Linked DNA regions of Homo sapiens: region 1 is linked to region 2. A link is a contact called in ENCODE Hi-C data. All regions are on one chromosome and are shown on one strand. Each heading gives the region's core, a stretch centred on a gene start or an enhancer-like site at or near the end of the contact. The rest is flanking DNA. Distances are from core to core; before and after follow the strand shown. Region 1 overlaps WDR70 (WD repeat domain 70). Region 2 overlaps CPLANE1 (ciliogenesis and planar polarity effector complex subunit 1).

Evidence for each region. A loop is a pair of places that touch in the nucleus more often than their neighbours do. Pooled maps may share reads with other maps.
Region 1: a loop to region 2 is called in a pooled map, with 4 times the contacts of the local background. The contact joins two enhancer-like sites. A Hi-C loop is called at or near these places in 3 of 37 single-sample maps with no recorded cell type and 5 of 50 pooled maps.

Annotation. Positions count from the first base shown.
Region 1 is chr5:37,721,722-37,724,421 of GRCh38, reverse strand. WDR70 (WD repeat domain 70) reads right to left here. Exons shown (of 18, transcript NM_018034.4): 15 at 1,488-1,567. Among named protein-coding and RNA genes, the nearest start is that of GDNF-AS1, 120 kb to the left of the region's middle. RefSeq lists an enhancer at 1-390. Within about 2 kb of position 1,386, at least 4 of the 41 ENCODE cell types and tissues checked have a DNase peak (open chromatin) inside an H3K27ac peak, as active enhancers do.
Region 2 is chr5:37,196,129-37,198,765 of GRCh38, reverse strand. CPLANE1 (ciliogenesis and planar polarity effector complex subunit 1) reads left to right here. Exons shown (of 53, transcript NM_001384732.1): 20 at 1-64. Among named protein-coding and RNA genes, the nearest start is that of CPLANE1-AS1, 52 kb to the left of the region's middle. Within about 2 kb of position 1,250, at least 5 of the 41 ENCODE cell types and tissues checked have a DNase peak (open chromatin) inside an H3K27ac peak, as active enhancers do.

The DNA.
Region 1 (2,700 bases), core at 137-2,636, 530 kb before region 2:
TGGGATAAAGGTTGCCATGAATGCAAGAGGTGCCTAAATCTCTTGGCATGGGGACTTAATGGGGCCTTATCCCTCCTGCTATATGGTAGCAAAATAAGAAAATAAAAACCAAAGTAATATGCGTTCAATTGCTGTTACTGTTTACTCAATGTCAAAATTAAATTTCAGAATATAAAAGATTATAAGAATTTAAAAAGGAAAACAGTATAATATTCTAGGGGAAAAGGAAAGAGTTATTAGGGGAAGTATTAAATAACTCCCTTTTTTTGCCCCAGAAAAGTACTAGCAGTTTCTTTTGACTCTTACGTGCAGATTAAACCCCCTTTAAAAGAAACTTTTCCCGGGGGACCAGGGGAAGGAAGGGAAAGGTTAAAGGGAATTTATAATATCAATAAAATGTCTATAACACCTCAAAACCTCTTCCAGTATCCCCTCCTACCTTCTACCTATACTGCCAACTGAGGCCAGACCATATCACTCACCAGTAAAACATGCCTGCCTTGAGTCAGGGGAGCTGAGAAACATAGCCACCCGTCACTCAGTTGGGCAACACAACACAACAGTATTTTTAGGAGGGGGAAAATAGCTTTTCACTTCAAACGACTGGAGGAATTTAAGTAGGCCGCATGTAATTACATGAGCTAGACTAGTTATGACACTGACTTTAACACTTCTACTCTTGCAAAAAGTGTCATGGGATCTCTTTACTGGTCATAAGCTCCAAGGGACTTGGTCTCATATGAGACCCACCACCAGTGAGAAAACCCAGCAGTACAGCGCCCCCTGGGCTCCAGACTGAGTCACTGATAAAGTCCACAGGGCCATCCACTAATGATAATCGCTGTAGCATCCATTATTTCTTTCCTAGCTGTCACCTGTTGCAGGTTTGAGATTGTGGCTCTGGGAACACACATCTGCCAGATTAATGAGGTTGTGTGACATACGTGAGAGAAACCACTCTGCCCTAGTAAGCTTTCTACTCATACCCCAGGTAGTTAATTTTATATACAAATTCCTGTGGATCAGTCTAGCACATGGTCATAGAATTTCAGAGAAAGCTGGAAGAGACCCTTCCTCTGGTCGCCACACTTCCCTGATTAAAAGTTAAGTTGTTCAACATCACATTGCCACTCAGTGGTGGAACTGGACAAACCCAGGCCTCCTGATTCCAAGACCAGCACTCTTTCTTGTTCACACTTGGAATAGACTGTTACTCTTGAAAAAACTGCTATAAAGTAATGTATTGGACTCGAACAGGCTTTTCCCTTTTGGGTTGAAAGCTGCATGAAATAACCCTGTCCCTGTGATGAGTCACAGAAGCCACAGAGGTTAGCTGTTACATGACTCGTAGTCCTATCCACATGAATGGGCAATTTTGTAATATATGCCTGAATTCTGAGGGCTTTCTCTGTCTCTAAAGCTATGCAATCAAAACCACATGAGAGTAGAAGAGAGATGCATGATTGAGAGGCATGTTAACGACTTACGGGTGATGATGTAGTCCTGAGTTAGAGTCTCAGCTTGTTTTGCCTTCCGCTGGGTTTTAACCACACATAATTTTGCTCCCCTAACGGGTGTAAAAGCAAATTATTTTCTTTACTTGGTCTTAGAAACAGAAAATTTCATGTTGAAAACATGAGATACTTTCAGGAACATACTCTGTGCATGCACTCCATCTACACAAGTACTTGACTTTCTGAGGGATGGCAACAGATGGGCTCTCAGTGATAAAAGCTTAAACTTATGGAAAAGCAAGTCTGTCAGTCAGTGGTTATTAACAAGCAAGAGGGTTGGAGAGGTAACAGGGCAACAGGACACAAGTTTACAAAACCTATAGGAATAATGTGAAATTTTAAGATCTTAAATAATAAAATTACCCAACCTTTTCACTCTAAAGGTCACAGGGTTAAAATTTTAGTTTATGTCTCAGACTAAAGCAACCTGGGTGGTCTACACCCCAAATGGCATATGTCCACTTTTCAAATACAAGAGTACAAGTGTCTGGAACTGAGTTGGCTTGGCAGTGTTGCCGAGGGGCTATGGCCCAAGAATGTGTGGGATTAACCAAAAATGTGCTTAGAACATTGCACTTCTCCTTAGTAGTACAGAGTTATCCTTTTCAAGAGAAGCAAATACAAATAAGTAAATTTCTTAAAGCAAAGCTTCCACAGAAAGTGCCTTCTAAATGGGTGCTATCAAATGAGGCTCATCATTTTCTCAAGTGAAACAGACTCCCATCCTAAGTACATTAGCATTTTTAATTTCTTTTTTAAAAAACAAATAAAATCCTATTTGTTTTCAAATACCATAAATATACTTTATTGTATAAGGCCAGGATTCCAACTCTAGTCCAGGAAGCTCTGAAGGAAGATGGGGCTGTCTGCTTCTATTCAGAGCAAAATTATGGCCAATGAATATTCATTAATAGAGGCTGGCTTTCCTTTCCTCAAAGGATGTGGGACCTTAAAACAGGTTTATATGGGACCCCAGTAAATTTCACATGTGAATTTTAATGCTAGTTAACCAAGTCTTACTCTAAAGAAAGCTTATCAGTCACTGTACTTTAAGAGAGAGAAACAAAACCATCTTTTCTGGGTGATGACACATATCCATCTTTGTGCCTAAGCAAAACGGAAATAACTGAGGAAATGACTGAACCTCTAGTTACGTTTTCAGACTTTTGAAATACAGTGGTATGCT
Region 2 (2,637 bases), core at 1-2,500:
TTCTTTTCCTGTAGCACAGTGGTATATATTGCAGTTGAGGTGGGCAAGAAAAGTCATGCAGAAGGTATGGAAATATCTTAGTCATTTACATGCTGTGTTAACTGAAATTACTCATATTTATATTATTGTTTTTATAATTGTTATATTTTCCCAAGGAGTCCTGCCCTATAAATCCACAAATTTCAGATTTATTCATAAACAAACAGACCAGATTCTTCCTGTTGAAAGGTGAGGACTCTGAACAGGGTCTCTAGGTTAGTTCCACCATGTCTAGCAAAAGATAGTGTAATCTAGTCCATTAATTCCAGGCAATTACAGTTTTTTTTTTTTCCAACTCCCCTGTCATTAAAGATTGAAACTCAGTCCAGGGCTTTCTCCCAGTTCTCCTTGAGGTGTTGTCTGTGTTCTGTGGGGCCTTCTGTGGGTTCAGAGAATGGAAAGTTATAGTTCATTCTCGTCTGTTTCCATCCGGTAGCCTCCACTAGTCAGGGTCTCCCCCTTGCTATTTTCTGAGATGTGCAATTCAGTTTGATTCCCAGGTGTTCATCCCCTTCTATATTGACTTCAGCTGAGCTGTCGCTTCATTCTTATCAGATATCTAGCCAGATAGGACACCTGGTAGGTCTTTTTATCTAGCTGAAAATCCTTTATATGCCTGCTGTCTCTCTTGGAAATGTGGAAATAAATTTCATCATCTCCAAATATTTTTAATTCAGCCTAAGTAAAATTAAATTAATTCAGCCTAATTAAAACAATATAATTATTTTTAGTAGGAACCTTTGGAGAGACTTTTAGATAACTTTGATAAGTTATCTAAAAGTATTTTTGAAACACAATGGAAACTGAAAGTAACTAGTGGTTGGTTGCCGGGGTTAGGGAGAGGAGGAAGTGGACAGTGACTACTTTTGTTTTTCTTTTTGGGGTGATGAAAATGACCTGGAATTAGACAGTGATGATGGTTGCCTAACTTTGTGAATATACTAAAAACCACTAATTGTACACTTTTAAAAGATGACTTTGATGATATGTGAGTTATAGCTCAATTAAAAAATGGTGCTGAAACAAAGATTCTGAGCCATATTAGTTTTCTATTACTACCCTACCAAATTAACACAAATTTAGCAGCTTAAAATAGCAGCCATTTAATATCCCACAGGTTCTGTGCATCAGAACCACCACAGGGTGGTTCAGCTAGGTCTCTGCTTAGAGTCTCACAAGGCCAATCAAGGTGGCAGCGGGGCTACATTCCTTTCTAGAGGCACTAGGGGAACATCCGTTTCCAGGTGCATTCAGATTGTTGGTAGAATTCAGTTGCATGTGGCTGTAGAACTGTGGTCCCCCATTTCTTTGCTGGCTCTCTCTCTCTCTACCTCTTAGTACCATCCTGGTAGTAAATGCCATTAATGTATTTGACAAGAAGTCTGTCATTAGCATGCTTCCCAGGAGATTTGATTAGATTGTGTCTTTCTGGAAGTGACACTAGCAGGAGAAAATCAATTGCAAGCCTGCTGTTAATGCTTCCTTCCCAGGTTTATGTCTCTTAGAGCCCTTTCCTGAAACGTGGAAATAAATTTTATCATCTCCAAATATATTTAAATCAGCCTGTTATCTGTAGAAGCTCCCCTCTTTTTATTCTTGGTTTGTTAAAAAAAAAACTAGGTAATTTTTCCTGCACCATATTCTAGATTTGTCTGATCGTTTCTTCATTTAGTGTCGTTTAGCTTGTTTCTCTTTCCTTTTTTTACCCCTGTAACCCGGTCATTAATCTGTGCTCATTGAGGTAGAGAGGTTTAAATAGATTGGAGTTCAAATTTTCTTTTTTTTTTTCCTTTTTTCTTTTTTGAGACAGCATCTCACTCTGTCGCCCAGGCTGGGTGCAGTGGCATGGTCTCGGCTCACCGCAACCTCCGGCTCCCGGGTTTAAGTGATTCTCCTGCCTCAGCCTCCTGAGTACCTGGGACTACAGGCGCCTGCCACCTCGCCCAACTAATTTTTGTGTTTTTAGTAGAGATGGAGTTTCACCATGTTGGCCGGGCTGGGCTCAAACTTGACGTCAAGTGATCTGCCCACCTCGGCCTCCCTAAAGTGCTGGGATTACAGGTGTGATCCACCTCGCTTGGCCTCAAATTTTTTTAGAAATGAATCTTTCATAAGTATTGTGCACTTCTCTCTCGCACATGGCACATGTGTTTGCTTATTTTAATTTTAGGGATGAGGAGATTGAGTTTGGATCGTGTCACACCCTCTATCAAGTATCCCCGTCAACCCCTCAGCTTTTTACTCTGTTAGCATTTACTAATGATCCTTGCCTAGAGTCATTATTAGGGGCTGCCAAATGGTGTCTTTCTAATTCTGCCATTTATAGATTAGTTTTTTAAAAGTTATGTATGTAGGCATAATTTTTTTGTATTTGTTTTAGTTACTGTACACAGCTTTATTTGGGATAAGATTAAGATTCTTAAATTTCTTTATTTTCTTTGCTATGCCAGTGAGGAAAGCCAGGGAAAAATAGCATTAAATTCTTCTTATACAGGCAAAATTGTGACAAGAGAGTACAAATGATTTACTTAGAACCTTTTTTTTTTTTGAGATAACAAGCTAGTGACTTTCCTGAATTAAATTTGTAAGTTTCTGAAA